Linked DNA regions of Homo sapiens: region 2 is linked to region 1. A link is an interaction called in ENCODE POLR2A ChIA-PET data of the cell type or tissue named here. Cell type or tissue: OCI-LY7. All regions are shown on one strand. Each heading gives the region's core, and the rest is flanking DNA. Links, peaks and the distances in the headings are about the cores only.

Region 1 (8,922 bases), core at 3,530-6,029:
GAATAGTGCTGCAGTAAACATGGGAGTGCTGATAGCTATCTCTTCGACATACTGTTTTCATTTCTTTTGGCTATATACCCTGTAGTGAGATTGCTGAATCATATGGTAGTTCTATTTTTAATTTCCTGGGTAATTTATAGTTTTTGTTGCTATGATGCATTTCTCTTTAACACCCTTCCTGTTTATATTAAATAATATAAAAGCCATTTATTTTTGTATACTTAACATGTAATCAACTACCTACCAACAATTCTTAACTGTTTATAAATCACATCCCCACAACAATTTTCAAGCAACATTGTGTTACCTGGATTCATTACTTTATACAGAGCAATAATCATCATCATCATCCTCATTACATATAGTCTAAAATAGAGGTCAGCTGGGCATGGTGGCTCACGCCTATAGTCCTAGCACTTTGGGAGGTCGAGGCAGGATTGCTTGAGGCCAGGAGTTTGAGACCAGCCTAGACAACATAGTGAGACTCTTGTCTCTACAAAAAAAAATTTTTTTAAATTAGCCAAGCATGGTGGCACGTGCCTGTTCTAACTACTCAGGGGGCTGAGGCAGGAGGATCACTTGAGCCCAGGAGTTCAAGGCTGCAGTGACCTGATTGTGCCCTGTACTGCAGCCTGCGTAACAGATCGAGACTCTGTCTCTAAACTAAAAAACAAACTAAAAAAATAGATTTTATGGCATTTCATAAAGCTCTCCCACTTCTGTAACCTCCAACATGATATTATTTACAGAGTAGACATTTACTTTTTTGTTTTCAATACTTACAATGGTTTGTTGACCTTAAAAAATCATAAATTTTAATAGCTGAGAGGAACCTTAAAGAACTTGTCCAACTTCCTCATTTTTTCCAATGTTTTTTATGGTGGTGAAATATACATAACATAAAGTTTACCATCTAAAACATTTTTAAGTGTATAGTTCAGTGGTAGTAAGTAGACTTGCACAACCATCACCATCCATCTCCAGAACTCTCTTCATCTTGTGTGTCTGAACCTCTGTAAGCATACAGTAGCTTCCTACTGCCTCTTCCCTGATCCCTGGCACCCACCATTCCACTTTCCGTCTTTACGAATTTAACTACTCTAGGTATTTCATATAAGTAGTATCATACAGCATTTATCTTTTTGTGACTGGCTTATTTAACTTAGCGTAATATCCTCAAGTTTCATCCATGTTGTAGCGTGTGTCAGAATTTCCTTTCTGCTTAATTTTTTTTTTTTTTTTTGAGACTGAGTCTCACTGTATCGCTGAGGCTGGAGTGCAGTTGCGCAATTTTGGCTCGTTCCAACCTCTACCTCCCAGGTTCAAGTGATTCTTCTGCCTCAGCCGCCAAAGTAGCTGGGACTACAGGCATGTGCCACCATGCCCGGCTAATTTTTTTATATTTTTATTAGAGATGGGATTTCACCATGTTGGCCAGGCTGGTCTCAAACTCCTGACCTAAGGTGAGCCGCCCGCCTTGGCTTCCCAAAGTATTGGGATTACAGATGTGAGCCACTGCACCCAGCCCATTCCTGCTTAATGTTAAATGATATTCTATTACGGTATGTATATACCATGTTTTGTTTATCCGTTTGTCTATCAGTGGACACTTGGGTCACGTCCATCTTTTGGCTATTGTGAATTTGCTACTGTGAACATGGGCGTACCAATATCTCGAGATCCCACTTTCATTTCTTCTGAATATGTGCCCCGAAGTGGAATGGCTGGATCCCCTGTTAAGTGATATCAATTATCATATGATAATTAATTTTTTAAGGAACGGCCAAATTGTTTTCCATAGCAGCTGCACCATTTTACCTCCCTGCCAACCGTGTACAAGGTTCCAATTTCTCCACATCCTCACTAATACTTACTATTTTCTGTGATTTTGATAGTAGCTATCCTAATGGGTATGAGATGGTATTTCATTGCGCCAGTCTCCTCATTTTACAGAGTAAGAAACTGAGGGGAGAAATGGCTTGTTTACATGCAGAAGCTGACCAGTTTGCTAAATGACTGTTCAGTTATTGTCCAATTCTCGAAAGAGTCAGCTTATTTAATGACAGATTTCACTGAATTGATTCACTCAAACTTTGCCAGGTTTTCCTCATTGATATTCACTAGACTGCTTCACAAAAATCTTGTCTTTATTATCTACTTAACAAATACTTACAGGAAATTGTATTATTGGCTGGGCACAGTGGCTCATGCCTTAATCCAGCACTTTGGGAGGCCGAGGCGGGCAGATCCCTTGAGTCCAGGAGTTCAAGACCAGCCTGGACAACATCTCTACAAAACCCATCTCTACCAAAAAGACAAAAATTAGCCAGATGTGGTAGTGTGCACCTGTAGTCCCAGCTACTAGGGAGGCTGAGGTGAGAGGATTGCTTGAGCCCGGGGGAGGTTGAGGCTGCAGTTAGCTGTGAGTGTGACACTGCACCCCAGTCTGGGTGACAGAGTGAGACCCTGTCTCAAAACAAAACAAAAAACAACTTTTTTATGTTTGAAAATCATCATAATAAATGTTGGAGAAGACCCTGAATTTTAGACCTAGCTCTATTATTTAATAGTGTGTTCTTAGAAAAAGCCCTTAATCCCTCTGTAATAGAAATCAAATAACCTGCCTTATCGGCTTTAAAGCAGATGTTCTAAGGACCAAATAATATACTCTATAGGAATGTAATTTGAAAACCGTACCATTAATGAACGAGATAAGATAGTGCCATTATTTCCCCTCTTGGTGATTTCAGTATTAGTAACGTATTATGTTTTGTGATTTTTTTTTTTTTTTAGTGGAGCAGTCAGAGAAGGAAGAGTTCAGATTAGTTTGAAGAAGGGAATGGAATGTTCTACTTAGCTCCCTCAATGAGAAAAAAAAAACCTCCCACACAACTACTAGCTCTTCTACAAGTAGACAGGCAGGGTCTAAGTTCACTTTGGAAGCCATTATGTATATCTTTATAAAGAAGAAGACAGAAAGAAAAGCTTAAACATAAACATAAATCAAATTTTGTTCTTTTTCAGGAGGCAGTAGGGGACACATTAGAAGAACTGTGGATCTCCTACAATTTTATTGAGAAGTTGAAAGGGATCCACATAATGAAGAAATTGAAGATTCTCTACATGTCTAATAACCTGGTAAAAGACTGGGGTAAGCTGAGAGTGGCCCTTTGCTAACCTTCTACCGCCTGTTTATAGAAAATAGTCCGAGAGGGAAAAGATGCAAAACGAGAACGTTTATTTCTAAGCACAGAGAGAAAGTGGAAACATTTATGGCTAAGCTCAGAGAGAAACAGCAATAGGAGTTTCTAAATTTTAAATGCTTAACATTTATATTTAAATATTTACTTAGGATGGACCGGGCGCGGTGGCTCACGCCTGTAATCCCAGAACTTTGGGAGGCCGAGGCGGGTGGATCACGAGGTCAGGAGATCGAGACCATCCTGGCTAACACGGTGAAACCCCGTCTCTACTAAAAATACAAAAAAATTAGCCGGGCGTCGTGGCGGGCGCCTGTAGTCCCAGCTACTCGGGAGGCTGAGGCAGGAAAATGGCGTGAACCCGGGAGGCGGAGCTTGCAGTGAGCCGAGATCGCGCCGCTGCACTCCAGCCAGGGCAGCAGAGCAAGACTCCGTCTCAAATACCTAACGTTAAATGACGACTTAATGGGCACAGCATACCAACATGGCACATGTATACATACGTAACAAACCTGCACGTTGTACACATATGCCCTAAAACTTAAAGTATAATAAAAATAAAAAATAAAAAAGTGAAAGAACTTGAAAAAAAAAATTAGGATGAACGTAATCTGATAGGTCCTGGTCCTATTAATCATGAAAAAAATTTAAGCTATTATCCAAAGGCTGAAGTAATCAGTTTAAATTTAATACTTCAAAGGTAGAAGACTTATTTGATATCTATGTTACTTTGCTTTTTTATTGTATATAATTCATTCAGTTATATGCGATGAACTATACCAGTCTCTTTGGATACATAGTTGAATAGGACATTATCCCTGCCCTCAAGAAGTTCACAGCTTAGTGGGGAAAATTAGTTTGTAAGCTGATAATTATAAAACTGTGTGATAAGAGGCCAGGTGCAGTGGCTCTTGCTGGTAATCCCAACAATTAGGGAGGCCAAGGCGGGCAGATCACCTGAGGTCAGGAGTTTGAGACTAGCCTGGCCAACATAGCAAAACCCAAATTTTTTTTTGTAAAAATACAAAAATACAAAAACATAGCCAGGTGTGGTGGTACATGCCTGTAGTCCAAGCTACTTGGGAGGCTGAGGCATGAGAGTTGCTTTAACCCAGGAGACAGAGGTTGCAGCGAGTGGAGATGAAGCCATTGCACTCCAGCCTGGGTGACAGAAGGAGACTCTTTCTCAAAACAAAAAAAAGCAAAACTGTGTGATAAGTTCTGCAATACAGATTTGAATGTGTTGTTTTAAGAATTCAAAGATGAGGGAATGGGTACAGACAAAGGCAGGTTAGCTTAACCTACACTGATGCAGCACAGCATGAAGAAGACCTGTCACTGGAGAGTGATTTGTTCTTTTTGACTTTGAATCTCATCTCGTCTTATTTCATCCTTATGCTAGCATTTAAAGTAGAGAGGTATGTCTTCTTTTTCCCTCCCATCCTGTACTGTCTTCTGAGAATGACTTTATATGGTATAACTTTCCTAGCTTCCTTCAAAATCTTAAACAACTGATTGTCATGAATAGTCACAAACTGAGGGTTAATGATATTGGAATTTAATCCCCAAAATTGTAACAGTAAAACTTGCTGTTTTTTTTTTTTTTTTTTTTTTTTTGAGACAGAGTCGTGCTCTGTCGCTCAGTCTGGAGTGCATTGGTGCAATCTCTGCTCACTGCAACCTCCGTCTCCCGGGTTCAAGCAGTTCTCCTGCCTCAGCCTCCTGAGTAGCTGGGACTACAGGTGCCCACCACTATGCCTGGCTTATTTTTGTATTTTTAGTAGAGATGGGGTTTCACTGTGTTAGCCAGGATGGTCTCGATCTCCTGATGTCGTGATCCGCCCGCCTTGTCCCCCCAAAGTTCTGGGATTACAGGCGTGGACCACCGCACCCGGCCAAAACTTAGTGTTTTAATATGGAAAATATTCTTTTACTTGTAGCTGAGTTTGTGAAGCTGGCAGAACTGCCATGCCTCGAAGACCTGGTGTTTGTAGGCAATCCCTTGGAAGAGAAACATTCTGCTGAGAATAACTGGATTGAAGAAGCAACCAAGAGAGTGCCCAAACTGAAAAAGCTGGATGGTGAGTGATTCTGAGCTGGCTTAGACATATCTTCTAGGCATAAAAATGGAATTTGTGGCATGGAATCATGAAGAGGAGAAAAACTAAAGAAAAAATACCTCTGATCTTCCAGGTCATTTCTATCTATGTAAAATTGAATGGTCTAGGTTTGAGCCAAGGTGAGATGAAAAACTGCTAGGATATTTAGACTGGTACAAGATTCTCCCTAGACCAAAAGCTTATAAGAAAGCTAGGCCTGGCCGGGCATGGGTGGCTCACGCCTGTAATCCTAGCACTTTGGGAGGCTGAGGCGGGTGGATCACCGAAGGTCAGGAGTCTGAGACCAGCCTGGCCAACATGGTGAAACCCCATCTCTACTAAAAATATAAAAATTAGCCAGGCGTGGTGGCGGGCACCTGTAATCCCAGCTACTCGGGAGGCTGAGGCAGGAGAATCACTTGAACTCGGCAGGCGGAGGTTGCAGTGAGCTGAGATTGTGCCATTGCACTCCAGCCTGGGCAAAAAAGAGTGAAATTCCGTCTCAAAAAAAAAAAAAAGAAAAGAAAAGAAAGCTAGGCCTTATAAATCTACATGGAGCCAGTCACAGTGGCACGTTTCTGTAGTCAAGCTATTCAATGAGGCAAGAAGATTGCTTGAGGTCAGGAGTTTGAGACCAGCCTTTGCAATATAGTGAGAAAAACCCTGTATTTATTTTTAAAAAATTGTATATTTATTTTTTCCTGATATAAATTTCCTTCTGCTATGTTGGATTAAAGCTGGAATTATTCAGGGTTTGGTGCTGAGCCTCCTCCTTTTCTCACTCTTCCCTGTATCACAAGGAGGACACCCATGCAAGCAGTAAGAGAGAAGGAGCCTGGCCAGGTGCGGTGGCTCATGCCTGTAATCCTAGCACTTGGGGAGGCCAAGGCGGGCAGATCACCTGAGGTTGGGAGTTCGAGACCAGCCTGACCAACATGGAGAAACCCCATCTCTACTAAAAATACAAAATTAGCCGGATGTGGTGGTGCATGCCTGTAACCCCATCTACTCGGGAGGCTGAGGCAGGAGAATCGCTTGAATCCGGGAGGCGGAGGTTGTGGTGAGCCATGATTGTGCCACTACACTCCAGCCTAGGCAACAAGAGCGAAACTCCGTCTCAAAAAAAAAAAAAAGAGAAGGATCCTGACTTCCAGACAACATAAAGTTCCATGTCTATCTACTATCTACTTGTACTTTTATGTAAAAGAAAAATAAACTTCTAGCTCATTTAAGCAAGTTTAAAAAATAAAGAAAGTTAGGCTTATTCTCAAGTCAGAAAGGTAACACAAAGGTCACAAATTTTGATCAGAATCAAAAATTATTCTGATTCTGCAGAATAATTAGAAATACATGGTAAGCAGTTGCTTTTTTACAATTGGATCAAAATTGTGGTATTCTCTCTGTTTCTCCCCTCATCCCCAGTCTTAGTTTCCCAATATCTTAAGATCAGTGTCAGCATCAGTAGATAACCCTAATTAACTGAGTCAAGTCCCAGCTCCTCCACTTAATAGTTTGTGAAATTGTGCTAATTAATTAATCTCACCAAACCTTGTTCATTGGTAATCTAAAAACTGGAGATGATAATAGTATCATTAGTAATCATTTCAGAACATATATCAGAGTATTATTATGAGGATTAAATAAAATAATCTATGTGAAACAATGAACACATAGAGATAATCTACGCTAAACGTTGTGCTTAACATAAAGTAAGTATTCAAAATATATGTTATTAGCTGGGTGTGGTGGCTCACACCTGTAATCCTAGCACTTTGGGAGGCCGAGGTGGGAGGATCACTTGAGGTCAGGAGTTCGAGACCAGCCTGGCCAACATGGTGAAATCCTGTCTCTAGTAAAAATACAAAATTAGCTGGACCTGGTGGTGGGTGCCTGTAATCTCAGTTACTCAGGAGGCTAAGGCAGGAGAATTGCTTGAACCTGGGAGGCGGTGGTTGCAGTGAGCCAAGATGATGCCACTGCACTCCAGCCTGGGCAACAGAGTGAGACTCTGTCTCAGAAACAAAATAAAGAGTTATAATTATTTTAGATTTTAACTCAATCCCAAAATGCAAGTGTATAAGAAATATTTCAATATAAATCGACCTCATTTTGACTTTGAACACTACCTCCCCAATTCAATTCAGCTGGGCTGTTAAGAAATTCAGTCTGTCATTCTTTTTTTTAGAGTCTGGCTCTGTTGCCCAGGCTGGAATACAATGGCGCAATCTTGGCTCACTGCAACCTCCGCCTCCCGGGTTCAAGCGATTCTCCTGCCTCAGCCTCCCAAGTAGCTGGAACTACAGGCGTGCGCCACCCCCCCCCCCCAGCTAATTTTTGTATTTTTAGTAGAGATGGGGTTTCACCATGTTGGCCAGGATGGTTTTGACCTCTTGACCTCGTGATCCGCCCGCCTTGGCCTCCTAAAGTGCTGGGATTATAGGCGGTGAGCCACTGTGCCCAGACTTTTTTTTTTTTTTTTTTTGAGACAGAGCCTTGCTCTGTCACCCAGGCTAGAGTGCAGTGGCACCATCTCAACTCACTGCAAGCTCCGCCTCCCAAGTTCAAGTGGTTCTCCTGCCTCAGCCTCCTGATTTCAAATCATTTGTCTTTACTTCCTTCAGGGTTGTACGTAGAAAGCGAACCTCTTCCCTTAAGAATAAAATAGAGGCCGGGTGTAGTGGCTCATGTGTGTAATCCCAGCACTTTGGGAGGCCGAGGTGGGTGGATCACCTGAGGTCAGGAGTTTGAGACCAGCCTGGCCCACCTGGTGAAACCCTGTCTCTACTAAAAATACAAAAATTAGCTGCGTGTGGTGGCAGGCGCCTATAATCCCAGCTACTTGGGAGACTGAGGCAGGAGAATCACTTGAACCCGGGAGGCAGAGGTTGCAGTGAGCTGAGATTGTGCCACTGCACAGGCAGTTCGAGACCAGCCTGACCAACATGGAGAAACCCCGTCTCTACTAAAAATATAAAATTAGCCAGGCATGGTGGCACATGCCTGTAATCCCAGCTATTCGGGAGGCTGGGGCAGGAGAATCGCTTGAACCCAGGAGGCGGAGGTTGCAGTGAGCCGAGAAAAAAAAAAAAAAGAATAAAATAGAACCACCAATGTAGAACTTGAATAGACAAAGCTACATTATGGCCTTTTGGACCATGTATTGACTTCATGTCAATCTGAACAGCCCCTAGAAGAACACCTTAGTCTATTCTAAACCAGTGGGATAGACCAGAACAGAGATGGCCACAGCTGCAAACTTGCCCATTTTTGTTTCTCTTCTGTTGCTCATAAGCAAAACTGAGGGATCTTTTTTTTTTTTTTGAATCGGAGTCTCACGCTGTCACCCAGGCTGGAGTGCAGTGGCGCGATCTCAGCTCGCTGCAGCCTCCACCTCCCAGATTCGAGCAATTCTCTGCCTCAGCCTCCTGAAGAGCTGGGATTACAGGCGTCCGCCACCACGCCTGGCTAATTTTTGTATTTTTAGTAGAGATGGGGTCTTATCATCTTGGCAAGGCTGGTCTTCAACTCCTGACCTCGTGATCCACCCACCTCAGCCTCCCTAAGTGCTGGAATTACAGGTGTGAGCCACCGCGCCCAGCCTAAAGCTGAGGGATGTTAAAAAT
Region 2 (8,922 bases), core at 3,025-5,524, 85 kb after region 1:
CCCGCCTCGGCCTCCCAAAGTGCTGGGATTACAGGTGTGAGCCACCGTGCCCGGCTGGGTTTTTTTTTTTGTTTTTTTTTTTTAATTTTTGCGGGTATATTGTAGGTGTATATATTTAGTGTTGCAAGAGTTTAAAACGCTGACCAGGTAATTACGGTTGGTGGACTATATCCCATAAAAATAATCTAAAATGTCACCACAAGGAAGTTTTTACAAAAGATGCTCCACAGCACCTGTATATAGAGCCCATTCAGATTATGGTACGGTAAGGAAGAGTAACAGAATGAAATATGAAAGGATGGACAGAGGGAAACTATCTGATGAAACCATTTGGTGAAGTCATGTTAAGTGACAAAATCAGCACCAAAAAATATGTCAGGTGAACTTATAAGCTGTGTTAAAACTGCAAAGGAATATTAGAAGCAATCAGAAGAGAATTCTAAATAGGTGTCATGTTTATTCTGTTAAGTTGATCAAGATGATTTATATAACAGTAACGACGGTGATGATGATGATGACGATGATGATGATGATGATGATGGTGATGATGACAATGATGATGTAAGGGCCACTGAACAGGATTTCCTCATCATAAACATACCAGAGGGCAGGTAGGCCCAGGCCCCTGGCTTGATGAGGAAAGAAGAAGGAATGTAAACCGGGAGAGGAGGGATTGTGACTGGGTGGGGATGGTGCGGGGGAGTGCCTACAGAGCATCCCTTATCTAGAGAGCTTTGAAACACCTCTCACCAAAGAAAGGAAATTACACAAATAAACCCACACCAATTAACCTCCAGCGTCCTGGGTACTAACTATGACTGCTGCATTTGGGCTCTCAATTTCACTAATACCTTATTTCAGCAACTTCTGAGGTGACACCAGGGCTCTTTGTGGGCTAGCCTAGGTACCCAACCACCATTTATAGCATTGTTTCTATGGAAATGTGTTTCAAGCTTCAAAAAACCGAGCTGCTGACAACCCTGGGGCACACACGTGGTCTCTAAATTAGGGAACTGAGAGGAACAGTTATTGCTGGGGCCTGGGCTCGAGAAGGCAGCTTGTTCCTTAGACACTATGGCACTTAATATTCACATGACCAGCAATGATCAGAACCAGGCTCAATGCCACTGTAGGGCGTGAAGATGAGGTTGGGGCATCTAGGAATAAACACGATATTCTAGAAAAGCACAGAGACAGTCACCAGCCCCACCTCCAAACACACACACACACAGCCATCACTTGCCATGGAACACATGAAGCTGGCCTGAGTACCCCTAATGAGCATCCAGGCGTGCCCTGAGCCCATACTCTCCATTTTCTCTCTGACCCTGGCACACCTCCAGCCACAAGGTCCTACTTCAATCTGATCACAGAAGAACAAACTCCAGTCTTTGACAGTTCTGAAATTTGGTTTTAGCAAATATACACTGGAGATAACCAGGGCCCCAGCTGGGTCTGGGCCTCCCTCCACACGCATTCTGTCGGGCAGAGCTTCAGCAGGCTCCAACCTGCGAACTCAAGGTACGCCGGGGGCTCTCCAGCTGCCACCCACCTGGGGACTCTGCACAACACCAAGGAGTCTCCCTGTCCTGCCCTGGTCACATTCCTGGGCTGGTCACAGCAACGGGATGATCATGGACCCTCCAAATAGACACTCCACGTGTTAAGAAAATAAGGCTCTCCACTCAGAAGAAAAGGCTACTACACACGAGGGGAGTGGTGGGTGAGAAGGCCATTCACCAGATGTCCAGAGATTCTGAGATGCCACAGAGATATGAGAAGGTGCTCAGAAGACAGTCAGCTGCTCAGCGCCACACCCAAACCTGCAGCTGCGCGTCCCAGCAGATCTCACGGCAAGACGTGGGGTCAGACGGCCCTGCCTGCTAGGTCAGATGTGAACTGGATGGATGTGGCTAGCATTAAAGAGCAACTAAATTCAACACTTCAATTAATATGTGCAACAATGTAAGTGAGCAAGACGCTACCTCACTAGGGCCCCACCTGGGTTAGAAAAGGCTGCAGGAGGTCAATTAGCAAAGCACACCCTCCCTGCTGCCAGTTGGAACTGCAGAAGAAAGACTCAGCTTCCTCCTGCTGTGGCAGGGGCCTGAAGTAAGAGGCAGCCCAGAGGTGAGTGGGCGGGTGGCTCAAAGCCTCACGTGCTCACTGGGCTGGTTCCATGAAAACGCAGGTGTGAAAATCGTCTGGGGCCCTGAGCCAGCTGGGGGCTGGAGGCAGAGTCCACGCTGTGAACCCGAGTTACTCAGCCAGTCTATGAAGTCAGGCCCATCTGAATCCTCCAGCCCCTGCATGCAGTGCCGGTAGCTGATAAAGACAGAGCTGTTTGGTTTTCCTGGTAGTAACAGATGGGAGTCCCTCCCCCTGGCCTCCTTCCCACCCAAATCCAAAGTCTTTGAAGTTAAGGCCTTGTCTTATAAATAAAAAAAAGATGTTATATAAATTATTAAAGCAATTTCAAACACACACACATGCTCTACCCATAACCTCTTTGCCCAAATCCAGTTATTGGCATTATGCCAATTTTTACTATGGGCAGTGTAATCAGTTTTTATGCACTTATGCAATTCTGTGTTTTACTTTTTTCATCTAAATTCATCAACATTTTCCCAAGAAACAACATTATCTTCATATTAAGATAACAGTGACACAATACTCACTGACTCTAGGTATCATGAATTATACAGCCACATGAAACACTGAGGCTGTTTACAGTTTTGGTTTTGTTTTTTTTTCTTTTCTATTTTAAGCAATGTTGCTATAAATATCTTTGGTGTGCAGGAAGGTATGAGATTAAAAAAATAATAAATAGATATCTTTGTACTTAGAGCTCTTTTCCTTTTTAGAATTAATAAATTCTTTATTCTTAAATTCTCAAGAGCAATACTAATAGATCAAAGGAAATTAACATTTTCTTACAGCTTCAAGTTCTAGTGTGTGTGTGTGTGTGTGTGTGTGTGTGTGTGTGTGTGTATTTTGTTGTTGTTGTTGTTTTCGAGACAGAGTCTCGCTCTGTCGCCCAGGCTGGAGTGCAGTGGTGCCATCTCGGCTCACTGCAACCTCCACCCCCCAGTTCAAGTGATTCTCCTGCCTCAGCCTCCCGAGTAGCTAGGGTTACAGGCGCGCACCACCACACCCAGCTAATTTTGTAATTTTAGTAGAGATGGGGTTTCTCCATGTTGGCCAGGCTGGTCTCAAACTCCTGACCTCAGATGATCCGCCCACCTCGGCCTCCCAAAGTGCTGGGATTACAGATGTAAGCCACCACGCCTGGCTTCTCATACATTTTTAATGTATATTTGTTCTTTGTGAGTTACCCGGATTATCTATTTTCCAAAGTAGTTTTCCTAGCAACACCTGTCAATCCTACCAATCAGGATCTACTCTTATAATGCACTTTTCCCAGCTCCTCAGCGTCCCTGCTATTCGGAATACGTACCCTATGACTGGTGGATGTTGGAGGTAATACAATTGATTTTCCAGGGAGAGATGACGAAGGAGGACAGAGAGGTGTGGGTAGGAAGGTAGAGGCTGGGATGAGTAAGGAGGGGAGAGCAGGCCTTGTGGAGTCAGAAACAAAGACAGATCCCACATTCTGTCCTTTCCAAAATGAGCCCACCCCTCCCTGGACATCAACCCACTCCCTCCACCACTCAGGTTTCTCCAAGCTGATCTTCCAGGGGCCCGGAACAAACACACACATTCATGGGTTCCTAAAGAGGATTCTGGAAATACCATGTGCTTCTAGGTTCTAGAAACATACTCTGCAAACAATATAAGCCCTGTGCTCACCAGTGGTCCCACAGGCCCATGTGCATGCAGGCTCAGCCCTAAGGGTGGCTCAACTTCAAGAAAGAAAAGTCTTTAAAGAAAGAGAGAGGCCAGGCGCAATGGCTCACGCCTGTAATCTCAGCACTTTGGGAGGCTGAGGCGGGTGGATCACTTGAGGTCACGAGTTCGAGACCAGCCTGGCCAATATGGTAAAACCCTGTCTCTACTGAAATACAAAAATGAGCTGGGCATGGTGGTGGGCGCCTGTAGTCCCAGCTACTTAGGAGGCTGAAGCAGGACAATCACTTGAACCTGGGAGGCAGAGGCTGCAGTGAGCTGATATCACACCACTGCACTCCAGCCTAGGTGACAGGGTGAGACTGAATCTCAAAAAAAAAAAAAAAAAGAAAAAAGAAAAGCAAGTCCAACTAATCAGCCATGGCGAGAAAGCCACTCCTCCACAGGTCTCTCTGAGTGGCACGCAGACCTGGGATAATGACAGGAAGCCTCTGAGTGACAACCCTGGGTCCCACTATGAGGCACCATAAAGACACCGCCTGCCAGGCTCCATTCACAGGAATTTTCGAACAGGAAAGGTACCCCTGTAGTCTAATCCCCTCATTTCATAGACAAACGGAGACTGCAATCCCTGCTTTGGGGCTCCCACTGCACCCTGCAATTACTGTCAGGAGGATGCATTCTTCCTCGCAGGAACAGGAAGTGCCACAGCCTGTCCTGACTGCCTCATGACCAGGTGGGACAGGACTTTCATTTTAAAGAGCCCCAGTCTCTGCTACTATGGTCTGCAGACTTGCTTTCCCCAGCTCTGTCTCTGTGTGAAGCCAAAAGACAGTGCTGAGCATGAGAAACGAAAGGATCCTCTAATGGCAGCTGGTATTAATATTTATCCTTCTTCAAGGAGGGCCAGTAGGAAGAGATGCTTCTGCCACCTCTAAACCAGCTCCTCACCACAGACATCTCCTCAGTGTCCCCTCAAAGGCTTCCTCAGGGTGAGTGGGGCCCCGATACAGGTTTTATACCCCCAAATCCCCTTCCTACTCTCACCAGGGTCTTGCTGACAGGCCCAAGCAAATAGCAGAGACACCAAGGTGGCAGCCCCACCAGCAAGCACTAAGGGAGGCTGGGGATGTCATGCAGACAGCCAGCTCACCAAGCACACAGTCCACCAGACATAGGCCAGGTCCTGGGCCTGCCCGATGCTCCCTCACAGCCCCTCAGGTGGCCCTTCTCGTTCCTGTCACAGAGCACCTACTGTGTGCCAGCCACAGATCCAAGGTGGTGGGGAGCCAGGCACTCCTGCAACTGACCCCAGCATCCTGCAGGGGGGAAGTTCAATTGCAGAAATGCCATGGTGGCAACTCAGGAAGGCAGCATGGAGCAGGTGACTCCTGGCTGGCCCTGTGGGCATCTGCCAGGAGGAAAAGGCCAGAGAGGGCATTCCAGATGGAAGAGACAACAATAAGCAAAGGCCAAGAGCATATAACAAGGCGAGAGAAGTGCGTCCAGGAGCAGCAAGAGGCCGGCTGGAACAAAAAGGGCCATGCTAGGGAAGGGGTAGTGGTAAGAAAAAGGCCAGAAAGGTGGGCCAGGGCTCAAACAAGAGTACATGTGCCATTCTGAGGAGTGTGGAGCTCCTTCTGCAGAACTTGGGCAGTTCTCAAAGATTAAGAGGGGGTGATATGACCAAAGCTGTGTTTTAGTAAAATAATTCAGGTTCTTCAAGACTTCTTTTCCACTTTAATGCTGCTTTTAGCACAATTTCATTTCATCTGGACAAAAGTAGGCAAGTTCAGTGTAAACTAGGCCAGAACCAACACTGGCCAGGAACTAGGAAGGCCCCTGCTCCCTCCCTCGGGGAGCCAACCAGGCCATGCATCTAAGCGATCCAAGCCTCAGGATCAGGAATCGCTTCCAGTCCAGAGCCCAGCTCATGACACTCCCAGCTTCCTGGGGGCAGCAGCTTCCCGCTTTCCCAGGGAAGTCTTGGAACACTGGCATAAAACAGCCAGTAAGTTCAAAACTGCATTTTTCCTTTTAAGGAAAATTAATTCCTTTGTCTAAGATTAATGGAACTGAATGACCAAGATTCCAGTCAAGGTGCCCTTGCTTCAAAGAGTTATACCCAGAAGATCTGAGGGCAAGACGGGAGCTGGAGCTCACCTTATCTGACACCTCTTGTTTTTTCTGGATGAGGAAACTGGGCAGGATGTGACAGGTGATGCTGACAGCCCCAGGCAAACAAAGCTGTAGCTCCTTTAGCGCTCTCAGAAAGGAGATAGGGTAGAACATCTCAACCAGGGTGACATCTTTAGAACTGGAGAGATCACCTGGGCAGCTTAGACACCAGGCGCCTCAACTGTTCCACAAACCAAGCCTGAAACCAGAACTCCAACTTCTAGTCTGAAAAGCAAAGTGGCACCTCGCAAACACCCTGTGGCCCCAAGAGTCTCACCCAACCTTGGGGAAGAAGCAGAATTCAAGCTGTAACTGCCTGTTGGAGAGAGCCAACCCTCGGCCTCTGTCCTCGAAAGGCAGCACCAAAGTTTTCCAAGTGGAATCAAATGTGCAGGGAGGATCCAGATGCCGGGATGATCTCCCTTTTCCACTGGGATGGTCAGATTCCAGAGGAGAATTCCAATTACTAATGAAACACTCAGATCTTCTGGGCACATAACATTCCTAAAGCTCAGCGGGAGGCTAAGGATTCAGAAGGATGTCCAAACAGATTAAGCTCAAGATGTGGATGTTGGCCAGGTATGGTGGCTCATGCCTGTCATCCCAACATTTTGGGAGGCCAGGGTGGGAGGCTGGCTTAAGCCCGGGAATTCAAGACCAGCCTGGGCAACATGGCAAAACCCCATCTCTGTTTAAATTACAAAAAAAAAAAAAAAAAAGATGTGGATGTTTTCAGTGGCCCAAGAGGGATGCCCTGTCTCCTCTTCCCACATCCAGAACAGCCCCATCATCCCAGTTTGAAGGCTAGAATGGGCTCCAAGCTCTATGAGAGACACCTGTCCACCTGGCATATGCAGCCCTCCCCTGGTTTCAGGCACCTGTGGTTGTGAGTCCTGAGAGGAGGCAGAGTTCCACTCTGCTGGGGAGGCTGCAGCCTCCAGAGCCTTGCTCTTCAGAACCGTAACATCAGCCTCAGGCTCACGCCTGTAACCCCTGCACTTTGGGAGGCCGAGGCGGGTGGATCACAAGGTCAGGAGTTCAAGACCAGCCTGGCCAAGACGGTGAAACCCCATCTCTACTAAAAACACAAACATTAGCCTGGCGTGGTGGCGGGTGCCTGTAGTCCCAGCTACTCGGGACGCTGAGGCACAGAATAGTTTGAACCCGGGAGGCGGAGGTTGCAGTGAGCCGAGATCACGCCACTGCACTCCAGCCTGGGCAACAGAGCAAGACTGTCTCAAAAAAAATAAATAAATAAATAAATAAAAGTTCAGAACCATAACAGCAAGAACATGACCTAAGCAGGGCCAACCACATGCGCAGCCTAGCCTTTGCCTCTGGAGCGAGTGGCACAAAAAAGTGGGGAGAGTTCAGTACCCATTCTGGAAGGGGTGGCAGCATCCAGGTCTGCTGGCAGCAGTGATGCCAGGTCAGCAGCATCGTCACCATGGCTTTGGTTCCAGCCACCCAACTTTCCACAAGTCCTGATCAATTTCTGAGCCTCATTCTCCAACCTTCTCGGACATTCAGTGAGCCACCAGATAGCCTTCCAATACATTTCTTTTCTCCTCAATTTAGCTACAGTTAGCTTCTGCTGTGGGCCAACCTAAGACCTGAGCTATGCCAGCATCTCCTTCTACCTGCACACGGGCTCCTCTGGCCCATGGCCCGGCCCTGCCTGCCCCTTTCTGCACCCCTCTCAGCCGTGCTCCACTGCCCCACCACTTGCAGTCCCCAGAGCAAATGGTGTCATGTTGTGCCTCCAGGCCTTGTCTGAGCTGCTCCCTGTACCTAGAATGCCCTGACTCCTTTTGCCACCTGGTGGATGCCTACTCGTTTCTCAGCACTCAGCTCAAACAGCTTCTCCAGGACGCCTCTCATTCGTTAATTCCACAGCACTCACCAGGCACAAGTACTGTGCAAGGCACTGGGGTTTTCCTAAACCTTTCCTGACATGCCTCTCTCTCCTGGCCGTGGTAGAAGTGGCCAGTCCTCTCCTCTGAGCGCAGGAGCCCCCTGAACACCTTGACATTGATACCTGCAGAGCTTAACTGCTCTTGACTTTTGTAGATGTTTGTCTCCCTCACAGACCATGAGCACCTTAAAGTGGGGACCTGAAGCTTCTTTATCTTTGTATCCCCAGTACCAAGCACAGAGCCAAGTACACAGTAAGGGCTCAATAAATGCATGAGTGAGTGAAAGAATGAAGAACCTGACAGAACGCACCTTATAAACCATGATAGGGGCCAGGCGTGGTGGCTCACACCTGTAATCCCAGCACTTTGGGAGGCCGAGGCAGGTGGATCACCTGAGGTCAGGAGTTCAGGAGCAGCCTGGCCAACATAGTGCAACCCCGTTTCTACTAAAAATACAAAAATTAGCCGGGTGCGGCAGCACACACCTGTAATCCCAGCTACTCTGGAGGCTGAGGCAGGAGAACAGGAGAATCACTTGAACCTGGGAGGCGGAGGTTGCAGTGAGCTGAGATTGCGCCACTGCACTCCAGCCTGGGCGACAGAGCGAGACTCTGTCTCAAAAAAAAAAAAAACGTGATGGGGAAGGTCACGACTGTTGTGGTTACAGCTACTTTTCTTTTCCTCCATAACTGGAGAAGTCAGATCCTAAATGCCACGTGTCAGCACAGCCTCCTTGGAGAGATGGTAGAAGAAATCTTGTTGAGCCTTTCCACCACCTCTAGTGCAAGTGGAAGAGGGGGTCACCGAGTGGCTATTGGCTTCTAAGTTGTTCCAGAGCATGTGCTATGGGGAGGCCACAGAGGAAGCAGACACATCTTGCTGGTCGATTCCTTGCAAGCTTCTTATAGTGGCCTGCAATGGGGAGGCTGAGGAGGGGACATGGAGGGCTAGGCCCTTACTGTAAAGTGTCTGCTGCACATGGGCACTGCCCTCTCCCAGCCCCACACCAGGGCTGGGTCAA

What was found. Peaks named below come from ENCODE experiments on the same cell type or tissue, not always from the same donor. Only the 100,000 strongest peaks of a DNase experiment are listed, where the experiment ranks them.
Region 2: POLR2A ChIA-PET joins it to region 1 with 6 read pairs; 5 of 35 experiments call an interaction of 5 or more read pairs at or near these places.

What each region holds. Positions count from the first base shown.
Region 1 is chr14:73,684,235-73,693,156 of GRCh38, forward strand. DNAL1 (dynein axonemal light chain 1) reads left to right here. Exons shown (of 8, transcript NM_031427.4): 6 at 3,025-3,151; 7 at 5,141-5,281. Among named protein-coding and RNA genes, the nearest start is that of PNMA1, 26 kb to the right of the region's middle. RefSeq lists an enhancer at 1,294-1,463. In OCI-LY7, for the core only: no CTCF peak of the experiment used is centred there; no DNase peak of the experiment used is centred there.
Region 2 is chr14:73,769,844-73,778,765 of GRCh38, forward strand. It overlaps a transcript of MIDEAS not described here. Among named protein-coding and RNA genes, the nearest start is that of MIDEAS-AS1, 13 kb to the right of the region's middle. RefSeq lists enhancers at 1,667-1,736, 1,857-1,916, 5,063-5,621. In OCI-LY7, for the core only: a CTCF peak has its summit at 5,142; a DNase peak (open chromatin) is centred at 4,548; H3K4me3 peaks cover 1,278 bases; H3K27ac peaks cover 2,500 bases.